Regions from separate parts of the Homo sapiens genome. Here regions 1, 2, 3, 4 and 5 are each linked to region 6. A link is a loop called in an ENCODE intact Hi-C map of the cell type or tissue named here. Cell type or tissue: heart right ventricle. All regions are shown on one strand. Each heading gives the region's core, and the rest is flanking DNA. Links, peaks and the distances in the headings are about the cores only. Region 1 overlaps AQP2 (aquaporin 2). Region 2 overlaps ASIC1 (acid sensing ion channel subunit 1). Region 3 overlaps ASIC1 (acid sensing ion channel subunit 1). Region 4 holds the start of AQP5 (aquaporin 5). Region 5 holds the start of LOC124902930 (a long non-coding RNA gene). Region 6 overlaps FAIM2 (Fas apoptotic inhibitory molecule 2).

What was found. A loop is a pair of places that touch in the nucleus more often than their neighbours do. Peaks named below come from ENCODE experiments on the same cell type or tissue, not always from the same donor. Only the 100,000 strongest peaks of a DNase experiment are listed, where the experiment ranks them.
Region 1: a loop joins it to region 6, with 2.3 times the contacts of the local background. A loop is called at or near these places in 71 of 110 quality-filtered maps.
Region 2: a loop joins it to region 6, with 4 times the contacts of the local background. A loop is called at or near these places in 83 of 110 quality-filtered maps.
Region 3: it touches region 6 in a loop (5-fold over the local background); 45 of 110 quality-filtered maps call a loop at or near these places.
Region 4: it touches region 6 in a loop (5-fold over the local background); 51 of 110 quality-filtered maps call a loop at or near these places.
Region 5: a loop joins it to region 6, with 12 times the contacts of the local background. A loop is called at or near these places in 50 of 110 quality-filtered maps.

Annotation. Positions count from the first base shown.
Region 1 is chr12:49,952,321-49,957,127 of GRCh38, reverse strand. AQP2 (aquaporin 2) reads right to left here. Exons shown (of 4, transcript NM_000486.6): 2 at 2,809-2,973; 3 at 2,418-2,498; 4 at 1-1,729. The coding sequence ends at 1,520. All of the region lies in intron 1 of AQP5-AS1 (AQP5 and AQP2 antisense RNA 2), which reads left to right. Among named protein-coding and RNA genes, the nearest start is that of AQP2, 4.0 kb to the right of the region's middle. In heart right ventricle, for the core only: no CTCF peak of the experiment used is centred there; no DNase peak of the experiment used is centred there; H3K27me3 peaks cover 3,216 bases.
Region 2 is chr12:50,060,773-50,064,772 of GRCh38, reverse strand. All of the region lies in intron 3 of ASIC1 (acid sensing ion channel subunit 1), which reads right to left. Among named protein-coding and RNA genes, the nearest start is that of ASIC1, 5.2 kb to the right of the region's middle. In heart right ventricle, for the core only: no CTCF peak of the experiment used is centred there; no DNase peak of the experiment used is centred there.
Region 3 is chr12:50,073,224-50,078,030 of GRCh38, reverse strand. ASIC1 (acid sensing ion channel subunit 1) reads right to left here. Exons shown (of 12, transcript NM_001095.4): 4 at 668-818; 5 at 1-31. Among named protein-coding and RNA genes, the nearest start is that of SMARCD1, 9.7 kb to the left of the region's middle. RefSeq lists enhancers at 2,393-2,442, 2,573-2,672, 2,693-2,962. In heart right ventricle, for the core only: a CTCF peak has its summit at 2,674 (motif pointing left); a DNase peak (open chromatin) is centred at 2,670.
Region 4 is chr12:49,960,927-49,965,733 of GRCh38, reverse strand. It overlaps AQP5 (aquaporin 5), which reads right to left and starts at 3,862. Exons shown (of 4, transcript NM_001651.4): 1 at 3,354-3,862; 2 at 2,078-2,242; 3 at 1,559-1,642; 4 at 52-742. The coding sequence starts at 3,716. The coding sequence ends at 557. It overlaps AQP5-AS1 (AQP5 and AQP2 antisense RNA 2), which reads left to right and starts at 2,951. Exons shown (of 3, transcript NR_110591.1): 1 at 2,951-3,067. LOC105369764 (a long non-coding RNA gene) reads left to right here. Exons shown (of 3, transcript XR_001749143.2): 2 at 1-51; 3 at 815-1,232. In heart right ventricle, for the core only: no CTCF peak of the experiment used is centred there; a DNase peak (open chromatin) is centred at 2,553; H3K4me3 peaks cover 417 bases; H3K27ac peaks cover 421 bases; H3K27me3 peaks cover 1,024 bases.
Region 5 is chr12:49,943,399-49,948,205 of GRCh38, reverse strand. LOC124902930 (a long non-coding RNA gene) reads left to right here and starts at 2,499. Exons shown (of 2, transcript XR_007063302.1): 1 at 2,499-2,581. LOC105369763 (a long non-coding RNA gene) reads right to left here. Exons shown (of 5, transcript XR_944948.3): 2 at 3,727-4,757; 3 at 3,177-3,244; 4 at 1,891-2,818; 5 at 1,283-1,698. RefSeq lists enhancers at 1,455-2,330, 2,306-2,600, 2,331-3,207 and a silencer at 2,427-2,667. In heart right ventricle, for the core only: a CTCF peak has its summit at 2,470 (motif pointing left); a DNase peak (open chromatin) is centred at 2,465; H3K4me3 peaks cover 569 bases; H3K27ac peaks cover 1,035 bases.
Region 6 is chr12:49,864,143-49,868,873 of GRCh38, reverse strand. It overlaps FAIM2 (Fas apoptotic inhibitory molecule 2), which reads left to right. Exons shown (of 12, transcript NM_012306.4): 12 at 1-1,978. Among named protein-coding and RNA genes, the nearest start is that of BCDIN3D, 23 kb to the right of the region's middle. In heart right ventricle, for the core only: a CTCF peak has its summit at 1,584 (motif pointing left); DNase peaks (open chromatin) are centred at 239 and 1,583; H3K27ac peaks cover 845 bases; H3K27me3 peaks cover 1,414 bases.

The sequences.
Region 1 (4,807 bases), core at 370-4,369, 88 kb before region 6:
TCCTTCCCCCAGGAAGCAGAAATAATGAAATGATTCTAGTAATGCGTGATAATGGTATTAAGAATTACAGTTTACACAGCATCTTTACATGCGTCATCTCACTTAATCCCAGTTAATCTCTTTTGAGAGCAGTAGTACTGGCCTAGAAATTTAGAAGCCTGGGTTCTAGACTCAGATCTGCCTCTGCCTGGAGAAGTCATTTCCCTTCTCTGGTCCTGAGAGCAGCAGGCTGCTCTATCCACAATGACTGTCCAGTGGTAGGAGCCAGAAGCAGGGGATCACGGGCTGTGGAGAGGCAGACAGAGAAGGAACAGAGATTCCTGGGGTGGAAAAGCTGCTGCCTGAGGACTGGGGAGAGTGAGATGGGTGATGGATGGGTATTGCCTGGTGCCCATGGTTGCATGCCTGAGCGCCTTGCCCAGCCAGCCATAGGTGTGTGCTGGGCAAGAGGGCTCACTTGTGAAACTGAGTGTCTCCTTTCAAGAAGTGTCTAGGTGCAAATCTCCCCTCACCCAAGACAAAGGCCCGGGTCCCACAAAGGGCTTTTGTTTTCTGCGCCGAAGTGGGAGGCTAATCTCTGGGTCTGGGGCACCCCTGGAGACGGGGGTCCCGGGCACACACAGCATACACACACGTGAAGGCGTGCGCACTCATATGCCTGCTTCCTCTTTGGAGAGGTTCTCCCTCACCACAGAAAGGAAATCTTTGGCCACCAAAGATTTCCTTTTTCCAGAGGCCATGTCTAGGGGAGCTGTTCTCTGGTTGACACCTCTCTACCTCCAGCAATGAGTCTTGGCAAGCCTTGGGGCCCAGCGCTGCAGGTGGGGGAAATTTTCCAGGAGGAGCCAGATTGCGGCTGGAAATCAAGGCCCTCCCTTCAGCCCTCTCAAAGTGGCCTCCTTCCCTTCCCCTTCTCCTGAGGAGGACTGGCACCCACACTCATCCACTGCAGGAGAAGCGGATTTATTGCAGGTTGGGGAGGAAGGGGTGCAAGGGGAAGTGAGAAGTCCCCAGCCATGCACACTTGCACCAACGTAGGCAAACCTGTTCACACTCAGGGGCATGCACAACTCTGCATGTGAGGACAAAAGAGAACTTGGGGATGAACACACTTGCACACTAGTAAAACCAGTTGCATCATTCCCGGAACCCCCAAGGCAGGGGTCTGTACACTCCCCACTCAGTACCTGGGTGCAGGCTCTCCAGAGTTTCCCTCTTACCACCCACCTGCCTCCCTCCCCAGCTCAGTCCCCTAAGTTCCCAGTTCCCTGAAAAAGGCTGGAGAAGCCACCACTAGCTGCTCACAGCCTCAGGGCAGGGGACCTGCCAGGCTCAGGGCTCCCTCCGGCAGCCTCCTCCCCGCCTGCTCACAGCACTGGCCTGGGCGCGCACGTCCAGGAAGCAGCTACTCTGCGCTGGGGGGCCAACTTCAGACCTGCGGGAGAGGAGGGACGGGGTGGGCCCTTCTGCCTCGGGCCTCACAAGCGTCCGTCGGGGCCGTAGAGGCCGCTGGCGGCCCTCAGGCCTTGGTACCCCGTGGCAGGCTCTGCGGCGAGTGCAGCTCCACCGACTGCCGCCGTCGCACCTCGCGCTCCTCCCAATCGGTGTCCGGCTCCAGGCCCTTCAGCACTGCCAGGCGCTCCGACAGGCTCTTGGCTGGCGGAAACAGCACGTAGTTGTAGAGGAGGGAGCCCAGGATGGCGCCCACCAGGGGTCCGATCCAGAAGACCTGGGGGCGAGCGGAGAGGGCGGCTTGGCACCCGCGCCGGCACCGGCACGCGGAGCCCGCAGGCCCCGGCGGCACACTCTGCGGCCGCACCTCTCCTCCCCGACATTAATCTAGTAAAATGCTTATTTATGTAATTACAACGACAACGCCAGCTGCTGGGGAAGCCTTGTCAGTGCGGGGTTAAGGGTGCGAATTCTGAAGCCACTGCCTGTGTGTGTCCTGATTCCACCACTTAAGTGCTGTGTGCACTTCAACAAGTTACTTACCCTCTCTGTGCCTTTCACTCTAAGAATGTCTACCTCCTGGGGTGGTTGTGAAAACTGAGTTAATGTTTGCAAAGCACTCAGAACAAGGCTCACCACATACTAAGCACCAGATAAGTGCTAAATACTACCACTTATAGAGTTCTAAGTGCCAGACACTGCATTATCTGGGTTACACCGGTAACCTCACTTACTGTTCCCAAGAAGCCAGTGAGGTAAGCTGTTGTCATCCTCATTCACAGACGTGGAAACTGAGTCTTTGGCATCAGATCTGAGGGGTGGAACCCAAGGCTCCCCAGGACCAGGAGGAGTGTGGAGGGTTTGGGGTACCGCTGCTGAGCCCCCATCCCATGCTATTCCAGCTCTTGTTCTCCCTCTAAAATGGGTTTCTAGAGAAGGGGAGGGCAGGGGGTTTCAGCCATTACCCAGTGGTCATCAAATTTGCCAGTGACGACAGCTGGAGCCAGGGAGCGGGCAGGATTCATAGAGCAGCCGGTGTAATGGATCTGCAGTGGGAGGAGGGCATCAAAGAGAGAAGGGAGGTGAGGACAGGGCAGGAAGTCCTTGTCCCGCACTGCAGTGCTTGACCTCAGCCTAAAGGGAACCCACGTGATGGACAATTAACATCACGTTTTATTTACAGATGGGCTGGAGTGATATCTGTCCCTCTGGGGTATCTAGGAGTCAAACCTCTGGGGTGTCTGTTCCTCTTGAGAGTTCTGTGTATGTGTCCCTCTTGGGGTCTCTGTGTCTGTCTCTGGAGTGGTCTGTGTGTCTGTTCCTCCAGGGAGGCTGGAACCCATGGCCATGACCTACCCCAAGGAGGTGGCCCAGGGCCACAGAGAAGCCTATGGAGAGAGCAGGGGTGCCCGGGTTCTCTCCGCGGCGCTCATCGGTGGAGGCGAAGATGCAGAGCACCAGCTGCAGTGTCAGGAAGAGCTCCACAGTCACCGCCTGGCCAGCCGTCGTGCTGTTGCTGAGCTGGGGACAGAGAAGAGGCGGGTAGGGGAACACTGAGCCCACTTTCCTCTCTGGCTCCATCTTCCTGTCCACCTGCAGTCGAGGCACCAGGGGGCCTCTGGGCTGGGAGCCGGAACACCTGGGCTTGCCAGACGCCTTAGCTGCAACGACTGATCCCTTCTTCCTGGGCCCTGGCCCAAAGGCAGCCCCTGATCCCCCAGGATGCCCATGGTCCCCCCGCCAGAGGTAGCAAAACTGACTCTGTAGCCCATTAGATTGGGGCCTGAGGCTGGGAGCCTGCAGTATGAGAGGAAAAGAATGCTGAGATCCGGAATTTCTGTTTCCCAAAGAACAAGAAGGGAAGAGGTTTCAACTGCCTCAGGAAGCTTTGGGCCGGTTAGCAGGAAGACCTTCCTCTGTCTGTAGACCATCAGACCTTGGTGCAATGAGAGGCCTGTGGTCTTTCTTCCTGAGGTTAAATGGCTCCCAGAGACAGGGTCTAGGGACTTGGGTCTGGGGGACAGTCCTAGTGTGCCCCTTTCCGCTATGAGTCCGGAATCTACCTCTTTCCCTAACCCTTGTCTATTCCCCACTGCCTTTCAGGCCTCAGGTTTGCCCTGTTAGTTTGCTCCCTGCACATCCTATGGAGGTTGGGGTAAGGGCCCTGGAGCTGTGTTGGACAATGCCTCCACACCCATGTAGGCTGCCCATGGTCTCAGCAGACCCTGCCTTGGGTAAGGAGAGAACTCGGGGCTGAGTAAAGAGGTGATTTCATAACTGGGCCGCACCCAGCACTGGATTTCTCCTTGGGTTTTGTCACCCTGTACCCTACACCCTGCCTTCTGGGGCTGGGCACTGCACTGGGTGGAACAGTGACAGCTCTCAGCTCCCACGCTCTTTCTCCAGGCCCTGAACCCCCACCCCTGGGTCCGAGACATCAGGTCAGAACCCTTGGGTCTCTCTAGGGTCTAACCTCAATCCCTCCTATTGTTGTCCAATGCAGAGTCTCTAGAGGACAGTGAAAAGAGCTTTGGAAGCAGACACTTTGGAGGCCTCTGACTTGCCATGGGACTACTTAATTTGGCCTCAGTTTCTCCTTCTGTGAAATGGGATAAGAAAATGGATTCTGGAGGACTGTGGGAGGACTAGAAATGACATATTGGTTCTGTGACTTTGATCAATTGCTGTTGAGCCTCAATTTGCCACTCACCATAGGGGGAACCACAGAATTTCCCTTATAGCGTTGTACCAATGATGAGATGATAGCTGGCCTGGCACAGGGCAGGTGCATGTCAATGATTAACTTCCTGGTGGCCAGGCTGGCTCTCAGTGTCCTCAAAGGACACTTGGGATTGTCTTGAGGGTCATCTGGCTCTCCTTAGCCTCAGAGCAAGTTGGTCCCACCACTGCCCCATTCCATCCAGGCAGGGTTCTCCCCAGGTCCTCAAGGTGGTAAATGCTGAGAAGTGGCATGGAGGAGCCCTCCCAGACCTTTCTCTTCTGAGGGCCCCAGTCAGTTGTGAAATGATGGAGGAGGAGGACTGCATGTTTCCCATGGCCTTTCACTCCCAGTGCCCTGCTATTAGAGAAGGACTTCCTGGTCATGCTCTCAGGAAGTTCCTTTTTCAGTCTAACTGGACCTCTTCTTGCTGCAAACTGAACTAATTTTGTTCTCAGAGGAAATGAGCCCACTCCTCTGCTTGCCCACCTAGCCTTTCCTTGGCCCCTGGCCCCCAGCCTTGTCATATTTTCCTCTTTAAAGAACAGAGGCTGGGTGTGGTGGCTCATGCCTGTAATTCCAGCACTTTGGGAGGCTGAGGCGGGTGGATCACTTGAGGTTAGGAGTTTGAAACCA
Region 2 (4,000 bases), core at 1-4,000, 200 kb before region 6:
ACTTTCCACAAAACTGAAACACACTCAGAAGCAACCTCCATCCACAGCAGAACATTCCAAGCCTCTCTGTGGGCCTGCCCTTCTGCCTCCAGGACACACTGGGCATGCAGTGGCCATATCCAGGAGTTCTCCACCAGCTGGGCAGTGACAAAGTCCCAAGACTTAGAGGTGCTCCTCCCCAGCCCTCCACTTCCAGGCTTGGCCCCCAGAGGCACTTAGTTACTGAATTCCCTATTGCTTTAGCCAACAGCCCCCAGGTCAATTAGCTTAGAGTAGTTCTTAGCTGATAGCTGTCTGAGAGAGGGATGGAGTCAGAAATGGCTGGGGTCTGGGGAGAAGGGGAAGAGGTGAGAGAGGAAATTGGGCTACCTGAAGGATGTTTGTGTGTATCTGTGTCTGAGAGAGAGGCAAAAGGAGACATCTGAGACCCCAACCCAGGGACCACCCACTGGATTCCTGCAACTGCAATGGGCTCTGCTCCCATCTCCTCTCTCCACCCACCTGTGTTCAGTTTAGGCACTTCCTAGGAGAGAGGGACAGATGAGAAGGATAAGGCAGGAGGTGGTAGCCATGAACCCCTAGGGCAGGAACCCTTCCCCCAAAGTTCATGAACCCCATGAACCCCTCCTCTAAAGTTACTGTCTCCAGGTCGGCCTCTTCTATCCCTCTGCAATCTGTGCATGTTCCCCCTTCCCACCCATGAAGACCACCAGGCCTCTGGGTGGGGCTGCCCAAGATTCCCCTTCCCCTGTCTGCATGGCAGTCTGGGCAGCCTTTCCCTTCAGCAGCCCCTCCACTCCCTGCCTAGCTGGAGGGTGCAGACCCCAGTAGTAAGGTCAGGCCCTCCCAAGGGACTTCTGGTCTGAGCTTCTATGGGGCAGCATGGGGTGTGGGGATGAGGGGTGAGCCCTAGGGATGAATAAACTCCATGCTAGTCCTGGCTCTTGCTGGGCACTGCCATCCCTGGCTCTCCTGCTTTAAGATGACTTCTCTCTCCCCACTTTGGGTCCCAGGATCAGGCGCCCACAGCCACCTCTCATTGCAGCATCTTACTTCCCTAGGTGCTCCAGGGGATGCCCGGGCCCCTTCAGAACCTAGCAGTGGATTGCAGGGGAGGCTTCTGTGCTCATCCCCATTCACTCCACCTCTTCCCTGGGAGATTCTGGTCTCCAATCCAGGGTCCTGAGAAGGACTCCTGTGGACCCCTCCCAGGGATTCCTGTCCCCCAATTTCACCCTCCTGAGAGAGATTATGAGTCACACCACATGTCCACCCCAGCATTTCCACTCTGTCCTCCTCTTCCTTCTCTTCCAGGCCCCAGAAATGAATTCCTGCTTCTCTCTCCGCTAGGCAAAGGGTCTAGGTCTCAGCGGAGGAGGGGGTGGCATAGGGCAGACTGGGTGACCATCTGCCAGCCCCCTCCCCTTGCTGCTGCTCAGCATTCTGGCCACATCAGCTGCTCCCACTGCCAGGGACAGATAAGGTGCAGCTGGAGGATGGCACCAGCTGCGACTGTGCTCACTTCTCTGGCCCCCACCCAGACACCAGCAGACAGCTGCACCCCAGCCCCCCTCCATGGAATCCCTGCCCTGCCTTGGCCTGGCTGGCCTCAAGGTGGGGCAGGAGAGAGGAGCCATGGACCCCATTGTCTTGGCAACAACACACCCTACCAGGAAGAAAAGGAGGTGGCCGGGAAGAGGGGGCCTTGTGGTTGGGTCACTGTGGTTGCTCAGGAGGCAGCTATTGAAACCTTCCCAGCCAGGTTGCTGTGGGGATACTCCCTGCCCTGCCCTTCTCCCTCTTCAGTCCCGAAGGATTTCCAAACCAGTCTCTCCCAGATTCAGCTCAGGCTCCCCATATTCACCCCCACCCTCCCAAGCTGACTCAGCCACACCTGGGGGATGGACCCTGGCCAAATGCTTTGTGACCACCAACTATTCCCTGGGGTTGAGCTAGATCCAGGAGCACATCTGGAGAAATGCCTGTTACTGCAGATCCTCATCAGGGGAGCTGGGGTCTTTGAGTGACCAGAGTAGCCTCCCTGAATTGTCTTCTTATGCCTCCCCCAACCAGCCTTGAGAAACAGGGTTCTTATTGTTGAGAAGAGGGTTGCCCTTAGAAATCTACAAAAGAGTCCACACGTGCCCCCGCACGCTATACTTTGCAAAAGCATTGAGCAAGGTCTTGGACAGTGGGGGGTGGTATCCCACAGCAATCCTGTTGGATGGGGCCCAGCAGCTTCTTCCTGAGCTACTGAAAGAGCAAGCAAAGCCCTAACCACAAAGCCTCTCTTCCCTGACTACCTTCTTTCCTCAGTGAAGAACCTCTGCTCTGAAGGCTGCAGAAGATGCCAAGATGGTCTCCCTTAGATCGACCCTATAGACAGGTGTTTCCTGTCAGTGCTACATCTGCCCAGGGCTAGAGACACACTCCCAACACACCTCTTGGCCTAGCAGAGAATGGCAAGGATGTTAATCACAAGACTGAGGAGAGAAGGGAGAGCATGGAGTATCAGGCAAGGAGTGTGGGAGCCCTTAGGACTGGGGAGCTGGAGGAGAGAGACTGCCAGGCCCTTCTCCACCGGGGAGGTGTCAGACATGGACTCCAGCCAGACGCCCATCTGTGTGGGAACATCCCTATGGGTAGAGCTCTTGACATGGAGAGGGGCTGGCAATGAAACCAACTGAAGAGAGCAGAGGGAGGAGTGAGAGGTTTGAGTCCAGCAAAATTCAGGGTCAGGTCTTTGACATGGGCTGCAAAACAGCAAAAACCTGGTCTTCCCTGACAACCCAGAAGCAAGAAGGGGCACAGCTGGGGCTGCAGGGTGCTAGCCTGTGTGTCTTTACCCCTGAGTAAGAGGAATAATTCAGACTGCTCCAGAACTTTGTGAGCCAATCACATCTCCATCTGACTACTTAGAATGGTCCCCTCAGACAGCATGGACCAATCACATCTCAGTGTCTCCATTACCATCAACCAAATGTTATCTTAGCATCACCACTTGGAATCTTTCTGGACATGATGGACAGATGGAGCCTCAACTGAATACTTTCTATGGACTAACTGTGCCCAAATTTATATCTTAGCACCTCCTCAGATTGAGCCAAGCACTTCTCTCCCTCATCCAACACTACAAACCACTCAAACAAATACGTTTTCTCCATCTTTCTCACGGGTCCCTCCTGCTTGTGTGTTGGGTGTGTTGGAGGGAGGCGGCTCTGGCTTTTGCTTCCACCTTCACCTACAGTCCTGTTACTCTTGGGAGCATCACTTGTGAGACTGCAAACCCTCTGGTCTCAAGCTCTGGGGAATCCAGGACTCTCCTGTTATGAAGCAGTAAGAGAGGGAAGGAAGTGGTTCTTGCATCTTGGCTAAGCTCCCCATCAGCTTGGCTCAGCAAAGAGTGCAGTCATGTGAACTTTGTCCAGCAGGATTGACAAAGGCCAGTGAAACTGGTCTGCAGAGCAAGGCTTAAGGATATTGGGAGGTCTTGCACAGCTAGAAACACTAAGCATGACTATGGTGCCATCCTTTCTGCACAAATACAGTTCATATTCCCATACTGCAGGAGGAAGCAAGCAAGCGGGGAGAAAATAGGCAGGAAGAAGGAAGAGAATCCAAGAGCTGAGTAGGCATGGAGAGCAAAGGGTCCTGGAAAAGACTGGCAAGAATTTGAAGTGGACACAATAACCCCAGGGTCCACAATATTAATTAAAAGAGTAAAGGACATTTTCAGCTTAACAAGACATGAGTTCTAATCCTGAACCTGTCACCTGTCACTAACTGTGTGAGCTTGGGTAAATCATTCTGCCTGTGTCTCAGTTTCGTGCATTTGTAAAACAGAGGTAATGTGATTATGTATCAAGGGGATTGAGGGGAGCCTAGAAAGCATTTGAAAGAGTTACAAGCATTGTCCATTCATTTGGTGTTATTGTTCCTGCATGGCTCTGGAGCCTCTGGTCTCTTTGCCATCTGGGTCCAGGTCTTAACCCTCAGGAAT
Region 3 (4,807 bases), core at 474-4,473, 210 kb before region 6:
ACTTTGATGCCTGCTTCGAAGGACGTCTCGTCTAGGGGAATGAGGAGTGTGTGGGTTGGGAGGGCTCCTGACTCCCTAACACCCCTCAGACCTGGGGGCATCCTACCTCTCCTGGAAATAAGCATAGGGTGCACTGGGGCTGGGGTGGGGGAAGTCTATAGGGTCCTAGCCCACCCCCTAGCCTCCTTCTGGGTTTACCAGCTCTGAGCTGCTCCGATGACCCCTGTATCCTACACACTTCTTTTCTTACCTGGCTTCTGCTCTGCATCTTGATGTTTCAAATACTTTCTCCCAGAGTGTCACTGTTTCAGATGCTCTCCATTTCTCCCACTCCCTTTTTCCCTTTTCCCCCATCTCTCTCTGCCCCAAGGCCCCCCGAGACCAGACAGGCAGGCAGCCCGAGAAGAGAGGGAGTTATTTATAGAGTGGCGGCGGCGTTGATGGAAGAGGATGGCTGGTTACCTTGGAGAGTAACTGAACCAGGAAGTGGGAGCCAGAGAGATGTGAGTGTGGAAGTCAGGTAGAGTCAGTGATAGAGATGGTGAGATGCTGGAGGGAGAGGGGAAAGCCCGGGCCCTGCCCAGGTCTCACAGTGAAGCCCAGGAATCCCCTGGCAGAGGCTGGGGCCTAGAGCCATGCAGAGGGGCCCCTGAAGTGGGTGACGTACCAGTCTCCCCCCACACAGGCAGGTACTCGTCCTGCTGGATGTCCAGCATGATTTCCAGCCCATTGCCCGTCCCACCCTTCATGGTCTTCAGCCGCGGCCGCCCATCTCGGCCCGAGTTGAACGTGTAGCACTTTCCATAGCGTGTGAAGACCTGGCGAGGGCAGAGTGGAGAGCCTAAGAGTCCTGCCAGCACCCTCTACTCACCAAGGGCTGTTCCTAGCCACCCCAGCTGTTGGAATCTCAACACCCTTTGGGAATGGTTCCTCCCGTGCAGCCCATTCTCCATTTGCTCCCCTCTCCCACCTGTTTCTCACCCTTTCTTGCCCTCTGTGTGCCCTGGAAAACTGTTCCTGGTAGGGTGCATCGCCTGAGCTCCTTTGCCACCTGCATGGGCTTCTAGTTGGGGTTGACAGTTGGGAGGTATTGGTAATGGCTCAGAAGGCAGGAGGAAAGATTGGGGTATGAATCCTTCCCCAGCCCTCGCCCCTCTGTAGCTCTAGTAGTGCCTTAGGCCCTCCATGATTACAGATCCTGCCAGGGCTCCCTACAGAGCACTGTCTTCTTTTGTGCTTCTTCAGCCTAGAAGTGATAACGATTTCCTAGTACTGCTCACTGCCTCAGTCCCCCTTATTGGTTTCCTTAACCCTGCCCCCAGCTCTGTCAGCAGTCCCTTTGTTAAAGTCTTCAATTAAATCATCAAGTAGCTGTCTTTTTCCTGCCAGGACCCTGACATATACATTTTCATCACCAGGATCCTAACACGGCCCCTCCTTGGGACACTTTCCTCAGGCCCAAGCTCCTGAGGCCCTCCAAGACATATCTTCTCTTCTCCTAGATTTCACTCTGGGAATCTGAAATTCTGCTTTCCCCAAGACCCAAACTCAGTTTTTTTTTTTTGGGATGGAGTCTTGCTCTGTTGCCCAGGCTGGAGTGCAGTGGTGCGATCTCAGCTCACTGCAACTTCCGCCTCCTGGGCTCAAGTGATTCTCCTGCCTCAGCCTCCCAAGTAGCTGGGATTACAAGTGCACAACATCACACCCGGCTAATTTTTGTATTTTTAGTAGAGATGGGGTTTCACCCTGTTGGCCAGGCTGGTCTCAAACTCCTGACCTCAGGTGATCCACCTGCCTCAGCCTCCCAAAGTGTTGGGATTACAGGCATGAGCCACCGTGCCCAGCCAAACTCAGTTTTTTGGTTTCATTCAGCCCCTAGCCCCTTGGGTCCATCATTATTCCATTATCCCATTATCAGCAGAACCTGAAAGTAGACCCAGTTGCCATGCCAAGGACCACACTCAACCAAGCACCAGCACCTCTTCTTCCAGCACTTGGGACTGAGCCCCCAGGGCATGGTGTGTGCGTTAATGCTTTTGCAAAACTAGGAGGGCCTCAGAAGATATCTCAGCCCCAGGGGCTGTCTCCCCAGTCTTCTCCCCACTCCATGCCCCAGTGCAGCCCTGGTCACAGTGCTGATTAAAAAGCTGCAAAGAGAAAAGTAAACCAGTTATCCTTGGCCTTTTCCCCACAGCCTCCTTGAATGTCCCCAAGTTGGGGTGGCTGTGCTTTTACTACTGCTGGATGGTGACAAAGTCCACAAAACAGGTCATAAGGTGAGTCAATACAGCCCAGAGCAGGGGAGAGACAAAAGAGTTTCAGGCCAGACTGGAGCAGCAATGGCAGTAGGTTACTAGGGAATACGGTCTTTGCCCCCTTCCCCCTTCCTAGAACAGCCTCCTCCATTGACCTCCAGAAGAGGAGACATACTGCTCTCCCCACTTTGTGGGTGAGGTCCAGAGATGAGGCAAAGAGAGAACTCCAAGGGCTCCTAGTCCCCAGCCCCATGACCAGGTCTTGCGGCACCCAGCCACAGGCTCCAGGCTGGACATATGCCCATGCCTACACTCCATCCGGAGTTGTATGGGATTAGAGGTGTCTGAGGCCGGCTAGCAGCCCTGTCTTGCGCCGGTTCAGAGGACAGGGCTGCTGTACAGTGGATTGCTGCTGCCACCTGGTGGGCCTGGGTGAGAACTGTCTGCTCTACTCTCGGGCCCAGAGGTAGACACATTCCTATGGCTCCTGGCCTGAGGCCCAGTGGCCCAAACCCCCAGGCCCCTGTATGCCTGCAGTCATCCCATGATGCACGGGTATGATGACACCCCCTGCCCCTACGCTAGGGAGGGGGTGGAGGACTGAGGGATGGGTGTGTGGGGCAGGGAAGGCCTGGCATCTGGGAGCTGGTGGGGCAGGAGAGCAGTCAGGCCAGACAGACCTGGAAGATGAACTTAGGAGAGACAGTGGGGTACCAGGTGGCCCCCCAGCAGGGAAAGCCCTGGACCCCTGGGTGGGGGGCCAAGCAGAAGGACAGTTCCCAGTGAGAGCTTCCCCTAGGAAGAGGGTCCCTGGCCACTTAAAGCTGGGGAGAGGGATATGATTTAGAGACCTGTTATTTACCCTCAGACACACACACACACACACACACACACACACACACACACACACACACAGAGCTGGTGGGGGTGGGGCGTCCATAGGAGGGCACAGGAAGACCAAGTGAAGATGCAATGAAGTCCCTGCTGCAGGAGATGCTGACAAGGGCCATGGTGGGGTGGGGTTGGGGGATATCCCCACCCCTCTACTGTCACCCTTTCACTCCCTTCTCTTGTACCACCAGAGACCAGGCAGCACCCACCCCAGCTTCAGTCCATGGGTGCTAGTCAAAATAGTGAACAACTGGCCAGGCACTGGCGTCCACCAACAGATCAAAGGTTGACCTCACAGATGGAGCAAGGTCCCGGGCCCTGCTGGACCATGAGGAAGTCTTGAGAAGGGCAGGTAAAGCTGGAGGACATGTTGGGAGGCAGCAGCAAAATACCAACTAAGACAGACGTGTTTCAAGATTCTAACAGGAAAAGCAGCACTGGTGTGGACCTGGGAATACCAGCCCAGCTCCAGGCCCCGGACTCCTGGGTGAGCTCTGGCCTGTGTCAGCCAGATGAGGTAGGGGGCAGCACAGTCATCAGCCCCAGCCCCAGCCCCAGCCCCAACCCCAGGAGGTGACAGTCAGGGACAGCCATGGCAGACACTCTTGGGGTACTGTGGCAGGCATGGGGCTCCACTCACCACTGAGAAGTTGTGAGGGCCGCAGGGTCCCCCTTGGTAGGAGCAATAGAGCAGCATGTCCTCCAGCCGGTGGCAGGAGCGATTGTAGAAGCGGTGCAGGTTAAAGGGCTCCCCAGAGAAGGCCTCAGGGCCCGGTGGAGCGAGGGGCACCCCGGGGTCATCACTTTCATCCAGTCCCAGCATGGGGGCCAAATAAAGCAAGTCAGGGTAGCTGAGCTGGGACAGCCGCACAGCATTAGTGTTGCAGAGGGTGACTGCCGGGAAGGCCAGCTCCGTGGTGGCCACTTCGTTTAGAAGGGTCACGTGTGGGTAGCTGAGGTAATAAGCAACGCGGTCCCCTACCTGGCACAGGAAGGCACCCAGTGCCAGGACAAAGGCCACCGCCCACAGCACCTGCCTTGGCCCTGGACCCCCCTCCACAAAAATGTGGTTGGTGCCATGGAGGGTGCAGCTGTTGGCAAAGGCCACCAAGTCCATGGGTGAATGCCCCTCACTGGCCTCCTTCCTCACTGCCTCCTTTTCCTTCTCTTCTTCCTCCTCTTCCGATTCTGAGATGTCCTGCTGCTGCTGATGGTGGTGGGGACCCCAAATATCTCCCAAGGGCCCTGGGGCTTCCTCTCCAGAGGAGAATGACATGGAGCAGAAGATCTGGATGGGCATTTTCTCCAGGGGCTTCCTGGTGCCAGGGATTTGCAGGAGGAAGGGGGAAGGTGCCAGAGGGGAAGGCGATGTGACTCCAGGCAGAGTCCGGCAGAGCCAGCCACCCAGCCCGTCAGCCAGGTATCTCAGCCCAGCTGGCCGTCCTTCCTCACCAGGGCCTCTGTGGCAGTGTGGCTGGGGCGGGGCATGGGAGGAGGACCAGCCTGCCCTGCCAGGGAGGGCGGGTGTCTGGGCTGATGAATAATTGATGGCAGTGGGAAAGGGAGGCTGATGGAGAGCAGGGGGCTGGAGCCCCTTTCCTGTCACCAGCTCCGGCAGCACAGAGAGGGTTTAGGACAGAGTGGAAACCCTGGAAAAGCCT
Region 4 (4,807 bases), core at 432-4,431, 96 kb before region 6:
GCAATGGGCCAGAGTGTCTCAAGGCACTCTGAGGAGAGACAGAGGTGGAACGTGAGTATCAGTGATTTATTGGGTAGCCCCCACTCTAAACACCAGCAGCCCCACGCATGCATCCTCACCAGAAATAAATAAGGCGGCATTCAATGAACCAGTCTGTCTTCTTCCTAAGGAGCTCTGGGGAGGGTCTGCCTCTGCCCACCTAGGGGCTGGGATCCCTTCAGCTCTTGAGGAAGGGTTGGGGAAGGTGGGGGGTGCAGGCTGCAGGCCCGCCCTTTTCTGGCCTGGCCCTTGCAGCCTGTGAGCTTGGCACTGCATTCACAATCTCTGAGGTCTGTCCCAGAGAGACCTGTCCCCAGCAGACCCCAGCCCCTGGCCCCTACCCCAGGAGTCCCATCATGGGTTCCTTCTCCCCTCTCTAACTGTGCAGCCAGGGTGACCAGCTCCTCCTCCTCAGCCAAGAGGACCGGTTGTGCAAAAAGGAAGCTTGTGTTAGGTACTTTTTCTTCTTTTCCCCCTTGGCTCAGGGGCTGAGGGGCTGGCCCCTGCCTGACACTGGTCAGCGGGTGGTCAGCTCCATGGTCTTCTTCCGCTCTTCCCGCTGCTCCTCCCAGTCCTCGTCAGGCTCATACGTGCCTTTGATGATGGCCACACGCTCACTCAGGCTCAGGGAGTTGGGGAAGAGCAGGTAGAAGTAAAGGATGGCAGCCAGGACCGCCCCCACGATGGGCCCTACCCAGAAAACCTGGTGGAGACAGGGCAGGAGTCAGGGCGCTGAGCCCCAGACCTTGAAGACCACATGCCCCCCACCCCACAGAGGACAGACCCACGGACCCTGAGAGGAGACAGACATGCAGACTTCCAGACCTTCAGGGAGAAAGACTTCCTCCCACCTCGGGGACGAATATACTGACACACCACTCCCAGGGACAGAGACATGGACCACAGACACCTAGACCCTCAAAGAAGGCAAACAGATTCCCAGAGGGACAGGCTCCCTCCAACCACACCGGAAAGAGAAGCAAATAAACCTTCAGAGGGGACACGTGGGTCCTCAGAGAGACGGATGAACAGAGCGCGTGTCCCCTCCACGCAGGGATAGAAGCAGACCCTGGAGAGAGTGACCATGAGCTTCCAAAGGGGGGGCAGACAGACTGTCCACAGGGACAGACCCACAGGAAGACTCTCCCAACCCCCTCAACAGGGACAGATAAATAAAACATCAGAGAGGACCAGCACGCAGACACCGAGGGGGACGGACACCAAATCCTCAAGGGAATTGACACAGAGCCCCTCTGCACCTCCAGGTTCAGTAGAGCCTCTTCCATAAGCGGATAGATACTCAGACTCCCTGTCCCCAGCGGTTCAGGCCATACAAAGCCACCTCTGCCCCTCTAGCTGAATCCCATCCCCTACTGTGTCCCTTTCTCTGTCAGCCACCACTCCGTGGCCCACCCCCAAGCTCTAGACCCACAGAATCCAGGTCTGGTGAGCTCTGAGCTGCCACTGCTGGGTCTCCAGGCCCTCATCTCCAGGGAGCCAGGGGAAGGGACAGACTCACCCAGTGAGCGGGGCTGAACCGATTCATGACCACCGCAGGGCCAAAAGAGCGGGCTGGGTTCATGGAGCAGCCAGTGAAGTAGATCTGGATAGAGACAGGGCGGTGGAGAGAAAGGCAACATCCTGGTCCACTCCCACAGAATCTGGACTCTCTCAAGGTTACACTGCAGTCCAGGGGCTCAGCCAGGTCTCAAACTCAGGCTGGCAACCTCTCCCTCCAAGGATCCCAGCTGCTTGGTTAACCATGGACCCTTAACTACGCCCTCCTCTCTTCTCTGCTCTGAGGTTGGGTTTGATTCCTGTCCCATCCCACCTCCTACTTACTCCCATCTTTCCTCAGCCCAGAGGTTTTGGGGGGATCAATTCTGGGGCCCAGTAGGGCCAGAGTCCAGGAGCCCTAAATCCAGGCCTTAAACTCTGCTGGACTCATCCATCTGAAGTGGGCTCCGCTCCAGGGCTCCATTATTTGCCTTGAGTGCCTGCCCCACCCTCACCCCAGCCCAATGTCGGTACTGCTCACTCCGACAAGGTGGCCCAGGGTGACAGACAGGCCAATGGACAGGGCTGGGGAGCCCACAGGGCTGGTGCGGCGGGAGTCAGTGGAGGCGAAGATGCAGAGTGCCAGCTGGAAGGTCAGAATCAGCTCCACCACCATGGCCTGGCCCTGCGTTGTGTTGTTGTTGAGCTGCAAGGGGATAGCGGGTTAGGACCCCGGCCACCTTCTGGCTGTATAGCCAGGGGCTCGGGGAGTAGGGCTTTTGGCCTCCAGGGACACTTAGAGCACCTTGGCACCTGGAAGCCAAGTCCTGTGGACATCGCCCCAGCGAAGCCATTTGTTAAAGACACTGTACATTTCATAGTTTGCACAGGCTTGAAGCTCAGGCCTGTGGCCAAAGGGCAGAGCGTCAGGGTAGCTTTTCCTGGACACGGGCCTATCAATGGCTCTGCCCAACCCCCAGCCCCCATAAGCTGGCATTTACCCTCCATCCTGTGGGCAGCTGCCCGGTTTGCCTGCCTCACACCCCATCCCGGCCTCCTGCCCGTGCCTGGCCCCATGCCAGTGCCAGCCTTAAACCCGTCTCTCCAGTGCGGCTGACTCACAGCTTGACAATGGCCAAGCAAATCCTCCTCTGTGTTTGATTAATGAACCCAGTTTGCATGGGGTTGGGGGCTGACTCTGGGGCTGCAGGAGGTGGGAGGGAGGCAGGGGTGCGGGGTTGAGGGGAGGAGCACAGGTTGGGGAAAGAGGGAACCAATACTCAACAGAAACTGCTCTGCACTGGCCCCACATTAGGGGGTTCCTATCTACGGTTTCTAAATGTGAGCCCCTTGACACCTGCTGTGGCAGACACAACCATCCCCATGGAGGCGCTGAGAACAATGAAGCACAGACAGGCCAGGGTCACCCAAAGCCGTGATGACAGCCCGCTTTTCTCTGGTGGTTCTACTCAACCGCTCCACTGAGGTGATGGGAGAGGTGAGGGGCCCAGGAGGAAGGTGGAGCTCAAAGGTGAGACAGGAGGAGGCAGAAGTTTCTGGCAGGAGAGGAGGGGTAGCAGGCATTGGAGAGAGACCAGGGTGGGCCAGCATGAGGGGAGGGGGAGAGGAGGTGGGCAGGAAGGGAGCACATATCAGCCTGGAGAGTTGCCTTCCTGGCCTTGGGAGGCTCTTGCCTTCCTGGTGAAGGGTGTGGGCTGGCCCACTCTGCGGCACCCCTTTTTTCCAGGTGGGGTAAGAGGCCTGGTCCTGAGCCCACCCCAGGGTCGAGGCTCCCACCCCCCCCCCAGGGCACTCACCGCGTTGACGGCCAGATTGCCCCGGGCATTGAGCGGTGCCACACCGTAGAGGATGCCAGCCCCGGCAATGGCGCCCACCAGCTGGGCCGCCACGTAGAAGAAAGCCCGGAGCAGCGAGATCTGGTTGCCCACCAAGAGGGCCAGGGTGATGGCGGGGTTGATGTGGCCGCCGCTCACGGGTCCCAGGGCCTGGGCCAGCGTGCCTATGGCCAGGCCAAACGCCAGCGCGATCTGCAGGATGGTAGGCAGCGCCGACGGCCACTTGAGGGCCGAGCCCAGGCCAAAGAAGACGAAGATGAGGGTGGCCAAGAACTCTGCGAACACGGCCTTGAGGAAGGCCACGGAGCACACCTCCTTCTTCATGGTGGCCGCGGGGGCCCGGCGGCAGCTGCCGCGGCGGGGGGCGCCCGTTGGGTCGCAGGCGGCGGAGGAGGTGGATGCGGCGGGGGCGGGGGCCTGGCTGCGGGGCGCCGCGCACTGTCCCGCGCCCACTCCGAGGCTGGCGGCCTGGCGCGGGCCCTGCTGGGGCGCGCTATATAGGGGGCGGGCGGCCGGGCGCGGGGCCGGCGCGGGGGGGCAGGGGGCGGCTCCTACGCTCGGGGGCCAGCGCGGCGCGCGGGTTGGGAGGCTCCAGGCCGCTGCGGGCCCGCCGCTCTCCGTCGTCCAGCGCAACCCCGGCGCGACCCCCGCCCCCCGGCCGGGGCAGCCGCCGGCCCGTCCGGGCCACGTGACCCAGGCGGCGGTGTAGACCGGCCCAGCGTCCCGGGCCCTGCGCATGATGCGCCCAGGTTGGCTCCCGCGCTCTCCTCGGTGCCGTGCGCCCCGGACTCCCTGGGAGACGGGGCTCGGTCCCGGCGCTTCACTCCGACCTCGGGGCGTCTAGCTCCGCCGGCCTTTACCGCGCTCCGTGCGCGGCCTTCCCCTTTTCTTCTCTTCGGGCTTTTGGTCCAGCTCCTCCTTTTCCTCCTGCGACCGGAGCATCCTGACCCGCCTCACCCCCGGCTGGGTCGGAGTGATGCTCGTCCCGCAGGTCGGCGCCGCTCACCTCCCTCACCGCCGGCGGCGGGGGCGGGCGGCCGGGCTGGGTCCTGCAGGGCGGTCCGGCCGTCCGACGTGGGCCGCTCCCGGCCTGGGCCGGGCGAGCTTCTGGGCTTGGAAGGCTGGCGTTTTGGGAAAAGTGGGCACCGTGCCAGCCTGCCCCGACGCTTCGCAATCCTCGACGCCCGGTAGCTGGGCAGTACCTGGACTAGGCAACGGATCCCCGGAGGCGCCCTCTCCCAGGCCGGGGTTCCCCTTGTCGACGGGACGGGACGGGGGTGTGACGTGAGGCCTTGAGACTCTGGGAGTTGGAGTGGGGGAGCAGGGGGGGTAGAGACGCACCACTGACCTCCCAAGCGCGGTCTTGGCGTCTTCCCTCTTCCTGCTAGAAGCCCCTCACCCTGGATCTAAGACTC
Region 5 (4,807 bases), core at 402-4,401, 79 kb before region 6:
CACGATCTTGACAGAGTGGCCTACTGACCCTTGATTCTGGGAAGAACCACTCCTAACCCAGTCGGGTAAAAATCTCTTGCTTCCCAATACACCAGGATAGGTGTGACAGCTTCTCCTTGGAGCCCACAAAGACCCAACCCGAATTTGCATATGTTTGTGGTGTGTGTCTTGTGTGGTTGTTCAGTTACACAATCATACATTTAGAAGCTAATGGGATCTTAGAGATCATCTTGCCTGTGGATTTCAGTTTCCATGATGAGAACATGAATTCCAGAGAGAGTATGACCTGCCGCACAGCTTACAATAGTAGTCAGGACTCACATTCTGATCTGGCCCCTAGTCTGGGAGGAGGGGAAGGGGCCAACGATGACACGGCTCATGCCTGTGTTTGCATTTGACTTTCCCTTCATGCCAGGGAGGAAGAAGGTGTTCTCATCAAAGCTGGCGGGGCTTGGCTGTGCTTCTGGCTGGCAGCTCTGCTCACCTGCAGGGATGGCTGCATTTTTTCTACAATGGCCACTACACTGTTTCTTAGGAAGTCTATGCATCTATCATGCACTATTAATTAGAACATGACAAAAATTGCTGATGAATTCACAGCAATGTGAATGTGCTTAATGCCACTGAACTGTGCACTTAAAAATGGTTAAGATGAGGGCCAGGCGTGGTGGCTCACGCCTGTAATCCCAGCACTTTGGGAGGCCGAGGTGGGTGGATCACCTGAGGTCGGAAGTTTGAGACCAGCCTGACCAACATGGAGAAACACCATCTCTACTAAAAATACAAAATTAGCTGGGTGTGGTGGCACATGCCTGTAATCCCAGCTACTCGGAGGCTGAGGCAGGAGAATCACTTGAACCCAGGAGGTGGAGGTTGCAGTGAGCTGAGATCATGCCACTGCACTCCAGCCTGGGCAACAAGAGCGAAAATCCGTCTCAAAAAAAAAAAAAAAGTTAAGATGGTAAATTTTATGTTATGCGTATTTTATAGGCTGGGCTTGGTGGCTCATGCCTGTAATCCCAGCACTTTGAGAGGCCAAGGTGGGCGGATCACTTGAGCCCAGGAGTTTGAGACCAGTCTGGCAACATGGTGAAACCCTATCTTTACAAAAAATACTCACAAAAAATTAGCTAGGCATGGTGGTGTGCACCTGTAGTCCGGCTGATGTGGGAGGATTGCTTGAGACTGGGAGGCAGAAGTTGCAGTGAGCTGAGATTGCACTACTGCACTCCAGCCTGGGTGAAAGGGCGAGACACTGTATCACAGACACACACACAAAAAAGATATTTTAGATTTATTTAGATATCAGTCTTTAAAGTCAGAATTGCTCTTTTGCATGCATAAAAGGAAATTATAGGCAAAACAAATTGGCTAAAATAGTCCCCAGATTTCTTCACATTCAGAGTCCAATTTTTCTGAAACCCTCTTTGACTCAGAGCCTTGATTTTCTGCATGGTGTCACCTTCTGTGCCATCAGGAGCATTGGCAATGTGCCATTCTTTAAAAGATTGTCCACTATTGTTTCCACCATTTATTTTCAAGCCTCAGCCACTCATTCTGCAAGCTTTATTGCCGGGGTTTTCTTGCTTCACGTGTGACTAGCAATCATTCTGCCCTTTTCTCGGTAATAAAACAACACAACAGTTCCATTTACTTATGGGGCTCTTCCTTTCTTAGGTCTCACAAAACACTTGGCTGCTGTTTTGCAAGAAAATATGAAACTGTGGTCATTCTTCAATGATAACTGCTTCACTAATATAAAATTCTTGCTACACTCTTCTGTTTGCCCGCCTTTCTGCATACACAGTAACTGGGTTTAAATGCTAAACCACAGTGTAACCTTTTTGAAGACATTTTAAACAGCAATTAAGCTGAAGGCACGGAACTCACCTGACCAAGTTTAGGTATGCGCAGGCAATGACGGCCACTCCCAGCTGCCACACGAGCGGAAGAGCTCTTATGATGAGAAACGAGATACACCTTAGAATTGGTGAAACATGGCAGTTACAAGATTAAACCCATATGCAATGCCCATTCTGCCACGCGCTGTTCTAGACATTCTTGGATATATCAGCTCACTTAAATCCTCACAACCATCTTAGGAGCTAAATATTATCATCCTGTTTTTTAAAGATGAGGAAAATGAGACAGAGAGAGGTTAAGTAACTTTCCTGAGATTTCACAGCTAGTAAAAGTGGGAAGGCAGAATTAGAACTCCAGTAGCCTGGCTTTGAGAGAACTTTTTTGATTGTAAAGGTGAATCCCTAATTCATTCCCTGAAATAATCAAGATGGGAACGAGGTGGGAAAGAGTGCTTAAGGTCTTTGAATAATAAAGACACGGATTAGGGTGTTGTTTGCTGCTGGCTTGAAAGAGCAGGCGGGGACGGTGGAAAACAGGCGGTGGAAGGAGGGTGTCTGGGAGCTAGGCCGGGTTGAGCCGTGGCTGTGGCCGCGGCCGGTGAGGACGCCCCCTGCTGGAGCACTGTGATGGGATTCGGAGCAGCGCTGTCTGACAGTTGACGTGAGATGTGTTTCCTGCTCTGAGCTGAGTCACAAATGCCCTCTACTCTCCCCGAAAGGTCGGTAAAAGTGGGTCACACAGCAGGCCTGTGAGTCTGGTGCTTTGGGGACTGAGGGAGAAGGGAGCGGGTAGATCCACAGTCGGGGCGAAGCGGGACGAAGTGAAGAGAGCAGCCACGGGCCGCGGCTGGCAGGAGAGGAGGGTGGGAGTTGTGTCCCCGGACTCAGACAGCCTCTGAAGGATGGAGGGCGTTGGATCGTTGCAGCTCTGAGACACAGCGTGAGCCATTTGATTTCTGTGTAGGGTTTCCAGATAAAATACAGGACATCCAGGTAAATTTGAATTTCAGATAAAAAACAAATGATTTTTGTTTGTATAAGCATATTCCAAGCAATATTTGGGACATACATACTAATACCAAAAACATATTCTTTTACTGGAGGTCTGCAGACATCTGGCTTACAAACTAAATCTTCACAAGGACTTTTGGGGATGAGTTCTATGAGACCTATTTTACAAAGGAGGAAACTGAGGGACAGAGATTAGACAAGTTGCCCATGATCACAAGGCTAGTAAGTGACAGAAACAAGCTATGAATATAGAAATTCAAGCCTTCTCCTGATAATAGGCTGACTTCCTTCTCCAAACCCTACCTCAAAGGCCAGGTGGTCGTGACGGTTGAGGCCCAGGTGGAGGCAGGGAAGGCCACAGGTCCAGGCTCCTGGGGAGACACAAAGACAACTTCCTGCCATTTCCCTCCTGCCCATGGGGTGAGGCCCAGGGATGAAGAAGATGGGATCTTGCTAACCTCCCATGGCTCCCCACTGCCCTCGAGAAAGGCCAGACCTTGAACTTGGTGTGTCCTCCTTCTAGCCCTTTCATCTCTGAGCCTGATACCTATTGTTTCTTCTTTTGGAACCTGTGTCACCACCATTTCTCATGGCTAACTCTTCCTCTAACTCTAGGCCAGTGGCTTTCAGAGGTTTTTGATTGAGACCTGCAGTAAGAAATACATTTAATATCTTAACTAATAAACATGATCTCTCAGACAGACAGATAGATAGATAGATAACTGAAACTAACATTTCACAAAACAGTATTTCCTAAGTGTGATGTTGTAAATTCCTCTCTATTTCACTAACAAGTAATTCAGGTCACAACTACTAAATTGATTTTATGACCCACAAATGGGTTGCCACTCACAGTTTGAAAGACACTGGTGGAGGTTCTGGCTGAAAAATTGCTTTTTCATTGGGAGAGGCTTCCTGTAGGCCCATAACACACAGTCCCGGGGGCATCTGCCCAGGGTTTGCCTTGCCTTTTGTGTTGCTCACGGATGTGATTCTCTGTTCAGCATCGGGCTTCTCCTCTGGACTGTGAACTCCTAGAGGGCAGGGTCCATTTCTGGATTTGCTCACCATGGCACCGCAGTGCCTAGCACAGGCCCTGGCCCTTTAGAGGTGCTCAGTACATGTTTGTTGAGTGAATCAATGAGCAAACTGCCAGCCCTTATACCCCCCTTAAGCCCACTTGTGCCCTGCCCCACACCTGCTGTGTTGCAGCCACGTGGTGGTCCTCAGGGACCTGGTTCAGGGTAGAGGTTGATTCCTGGAGCTTGGATGGAGAGAGGGAGCATGTGCATGTGTGCACTGGTGGAATGAGAAGGGGCCAGGAACAAGTCTGCCCACATTTGAGAAAGATTAGATGTGGGGGGCTAGGGTCAGGGAAACCTTTCTAATAACACTGCTTTGTGAAACAGTGAGTTCCTACCTGCTTGGAGGGTCCAAGCAGGCTGAGCAAAATGCCAGAAAAGCTTGGCAAGGGTTTGTGCACCAGGGGAAGGGTTGAATAAGCTGACTAATGGGGTCCTGTCAGCTCTGCTGCGTGGAGGAGTACAGGCTGCAGGCTAATAAAGCTTCCTTATAGGAGGCAGCTGGGAGCCATTGTGGGCACTAGCAGGAGGGGAGAGCAGCTGGGAGGAGGAGTTGCAGGAGGGCAGTATCTCCTGATACTGCTCCTCCTCTGACCTCTGAATTCCTCCCAGTCCCTGGCTCCTTCCCCCATTACATCTGGAGGGGGCTGTCTGGGCTGCAGGCTCCAGAGCCAATGGTGCCTCTGTAGCCCCCGAGCTCCCTGGGCTTCCATGCACACTGTGGGAGTCCTCCTGTCAGGGCTCGGGGGCAGTGGAGAAGCTCTTACCAGCTGGTCCTGGAGAGCTGGTGTCTGTTTCAGCCCTATAGGGAGAGAGAGGAGCTGTGACTGCCAGGGCCAGGCCGCACCAGAG
Region 6 (4,731 bases), core at 1-4,000:
TGAAGAGAAAAGGAGCCAAGAACTGGCGGGTGGTGTGTGTGCAGCAAAGGCATTGGGGGCACGGGTGAGATGCCCACTGTGTGCTGGTCTAAATTAATCCATCGCAGTGATCCTCCAGAGACAGCGCTCTGCTCATGTCCGTAGCAGAGGGAAAAGCCGAGGTGCTCAGAAAGGCTCGGTAATGAGTCCCAGGTCATACGGCTAGCGAGTGGCGGGCCTGGGGTTCAGACCCACAGCTGCCTCAAGCAAACAGGGTATCACGCTTGCCCCTGGGCCTGGGTGGGGGCCGGAATGAGACCACATGAGAGCGCAGAGAGGTGGGTGGTCAGGCCCTGATGTCCTGGGGATTTCTTGTCCTCAGTGCCACCCGGCCTCCCGTCTTTCCTGAAACCCCTCGCCAGATTTTGCACTCTGAGGTTTCTATCTTCCAGACAAGAGCTGGGAGGCAAGATTTCTGGTTTCTGGTTCCTAGCCTCACTGCCAGCGGGCTCCTGCTATTAGGTGAGGGTTTCTTGCTGTCTGGAATTCAGTTTTTCCATCTGCCACATGGAAGTTCATAGCCAGGATAGGGCGGGAGAGGCACCAGAACATTTCTCTCCACTGACTTTCTCACCCGGTTCCCACCCTCCTCCACCTCCTCTCCTCCGGGCCCCTCAGTTTCCTCTCCTCATCTCTGGCCTCAGTTCCAGAGGGTTAGCCCCAGCACCCCACTCTCCTGCCACTGTCAGATAGCCTTGGTCATGCTTCCTAGAATCTACTTGTCCAAGTTCTCCTCTCCCTGGGATAAGTTACTGCAGAAACTGGGGATTTAGAAGCTTATTCAGGGCTGAGTGCCAAAAGCTTGGGGGAGGAGGGACAGGTCCTCGGCAATAAACAGTGTCACACACGCATCACAGCCATTTGAGAAATGGCTTCTTTGCAGAGCTGGGGAAGCCGGGCAGAAGATGCCGCAGCCTCCTACTCTGGGTCCTGAGGGGGGGTGGCAGGTACCACAGTGTAGGCAGCAGGGTCAGGGCCAAAGTCTATGCGTTCCATCTCCAATCCAGGCAGTGAGGAATCCTGAAACACCAGGAGAGGCGTCAGAAGTAGGAAGGGCAGGGGAACAGGAATGCAAGATTAAGGAAACCGCAGCTGAGCAGGTGTCACAAGCTGTAAAGGAGGAAGGGAGTCTGCAGGCCCTTCACATTTTTGGCCTGGGTGGGGCTGGGCCCAGGAAGGGGTGGGCTGGATTTTGTAAAGCTGGAGGCAGCCAGGAATCTGACTGTCCGGAATGTGAGTTGAGGGGTCTCCCACTGAAGTCCTCTTCTGGAAGCTGCAGATGGGGGCCCGGGAGGCACACACGAGTCTGGGACTCATTCCCGGGCACACCTATGGCTCCTTCGGTATCACCTGGGGAAGCCCCGGAATCTTAGTTCTTCCATTCCCTACTCTTCCTTCCGAGGGAGTCAGGATGGGACAGACACCCATTTTCCAAAAGGCTCCTTGCCTCCTTCCCTGGCCCACCTGAAGCCAAGTCCCAGGTGTCCTGGCTGCTCTCCTGGGCGGGGTGGGATTTTTGCATAAGCACTTTGCTGCCCTCCAGTGGCTGCTTGAGGAAACGCAGGGCCTGGTTTGGGAGAGTCACCGAGGGCCCATGTGGCTGGAGGTTGGGGGCAGGATCTGGCCCGAGCTCTCCTCAGACCTCCCCAGACCTGTCTTCTCATCAGCCACCGCTGTTTTCTTTTGCCGAACGATGGTTGCATCTCTCGGACACAGTGTACCCCCTCCCAAGCCCTCCCTGAGCCGTTCTCCTGAGTCCCTGAGGGCAGACACAGCTCCAGGGACCCAGGCCAGCTGCCACACCCCCGACACTCCTGCTGTCCACTGGCCTTAGCTCCTGCAAGTTCCCCAGTGTCCGCACCTGTTCCCTTCCCTGACCTCACCTTCCTGGGGTCTGTGACTGACTGGAGATAAAAATAAAAGCAATTGTGACACCTGAGTTGTTTCCCTCGTCTGCCGTGTGCTGGTTGCCTCAGATGGTCGTGGAGTCTGTGTGGGTCAAACCCGGACCTGTGTGAGAGCCTTCTCACCAGAGCTGCTGAGTTTGAAGTAAATCTCCATGTTTATTTTCATGTGGACAGGGTTAAATTGGTTCTCCTGCTCAATAAACCCTTTACGGAGGCTCTCAGGATCCCGGAGTTAGAAGCAATCCCAGAGTCTCCTCCGGAACAGGGGCTCACCCCTTTCTGTGGAAGCCTGTCCGTTTGTGGGCCGTTCTGGTAGAAGGGTCTTTCTTATTTTGAGCCAAAATCTGCTTCCTAAAAGGTACACAGAAGGAAGGAATGCCTGGGTTGCATCTGGACAGATTGTCCAGAGCGGCAGCTTTAAAACCACAGAACCTTGGCTGGGCTCAGTGGCTCACGCCTGTAATCCCAGCACTTTAGGAGGCCGAGGTGGGTAGATCACCTGAGGTCAGGAGTTCGAGACCAGCCTGGCCAACATGGTGAAACCCTGTCTCTACTAAAAACACAAAAATTAGCTGGGCGTAGTGGCGCACACCTGTAATCCCAGCTACTCAAGAGACTGAGACGAGAATCGCTTGAACCCAGGAGGCGGAGGTTGCAGTGAGCCAAGCTTACACCACTTCACTCCAGCCTGGGCGACAGAGCAAGACTCCGTCTTAAAAAAAACAAAACAAAACAACAACCCTACAGAACCAAAGCTCCTTGAAGGCAGAGTTATGACGCACGGTCTCAGTAAACAACTTACTAGCGAATGGAGGAATGCATAGGTGAATGTGTCTACTCCAACCCTCTTATTTTACCTGAGAGGAAACTAAGGAGCAGAGGGTGCAGCGATTTGTCCAAGTTTACGCACAAATTAACGACTGGAAGTGGGGTCAGGAGGCGCATGGGTTAATGATCACCCCACAAGCTCCTGTGGGGAATGTGGGGCCAGGGCGCTGTGTGGGAGGGGAGGGAACGCCATCACACTGGAGCCATGGGGGACGTTATCCTTGTCTCTGACAAGGTTAGGACACAAATTCAGCTGGAGTAGGGAAAGTGGCTGGGGCAAGAGTTAGAGGACTCTGAGGAGAGAAAAGTGACTTTTATTAAGCGCTCACTGCATACAAAGCACTTCCACAGATTGTGAGAGATAGGACAGGGAGAAGATACCAACGGTGGTGCAAGAGAGAAACCAGGCACTGTGGCTCGAGACCGTGCAGCCGTGGGTCCTGAGAAGATGCAGCCCCACCGGGGAAGCAGTGCTGAGCCGTGTCGCCGGGGAAAGGGAAGATCCCTGGATCAGGGCTCAAAGTGTGCAAAATGTTGAGGGGCAGGGGCTGGTGTGATGGAAGGGATGAATGGTCTAGGTTGGGGTACACGCTGGGCCCCCTTGCCACCCCCTGCCTCCAGATCCCTTCTGCCTCACCACCCATTCTTACCTGGACTGCCTGTTAGCTTTCCTAGGACTGCCATACAAATTGCCACAAACTGGGTGGCTCAAAACAACAGTGATTCATTTCACCACAGCTGTGGAGGCTGGAAGCCTGAAGCCAAGGTGTCAGCAGGGTGGGTTCCTGCTGGAGGCTCTGAGGGAGGGCCTGTGGCAAGCACTTTCCAAGCCTCTGGCAGCTGCAGGTGATCCGCAGTGTTGCTTGGCAATGGCGCCTCCAGTCTCTGCCTCCATCTTCATATGGCCTTCTCCTCTGTGTCTCTGTGTCTTGAAGCTCCCTCTCCGTCCTCCTAGAAGGATACCTGTCTCTGGATTTAAGGCTTACAATAAATCTAGGATGATCTCATCTCAAGATCTTTATTTGGAAAAAGATCCTATTTCCAAAAAAGGTCACATTCACAGGTACAGGGGTTTAGAACTTGGACATATCTCTCTTGAGGGGGCCCCTATTCAACCCTTTACACCATTCATTCTCTTCTGGCTGCTACTGCCCCGTGGTGGCCTCTGTACGCATCCCCCACCCATGGGACAGTCTTCACATACAGTACCCAGCCCCCAGTGAGACTGGAGAAATCCCAGAGCTGAGCAACCTCATCCAGCTCACTTATACCATCTGTCTTTACTCAAGTCTGGCTACTCCCAGCAAACCTGTTTGCCCTCACAGATTTTGTGTGTGTGCCTGCACACACACACATGCACATGCGTGTGTGCGCACACACACACACCACGGATGGCTAAGATGCTTTCTTCCCAGCTTCTCATCCTCCACTCCCCTCCACACTCTCTGCTTGCTTTATCTGGGGAAACCCTGCCAAAAGGAGTGAGTCTCGCCTGTCCCGCATCACTGCTGTCCCCCTGTTGGCTTCTTTTTCTCCTGAGCCACTATGTAAGAAGTCAAATTTCCCGAGGCTGCCATGCCAGAGAGGCCACGTGTGGTGCTCCAGCCAAGAGACCCAGCTGAGCCAGCCTCCCAGCCACGCCTGCCAGGCTGGCAGCTGTAGGCAGGAAGAACCATCCTGGAAGTGGATTCTCCAACTTCAGCTGTTCCAGCTCCTGTGCACCCAGTCTTCCTGGTTGAGGTCCAAGACCTCATGGAGCATTAAAAATCCATCTCCTCCATGCCCTATCCAAATTCCTAATCCACAGAATCCGTGAGAATAATAAAATGGTTGTGGTTTTATGCCACTAAGCTTGAAGTCATTTGCTATGCAGCAACAGATGCCTGGAACAGGATTTGGTACCTGGAAGTGAGGCACTGCCGTAGCAGAACCTAACGTGTGTGGGAGGCGCCTGACA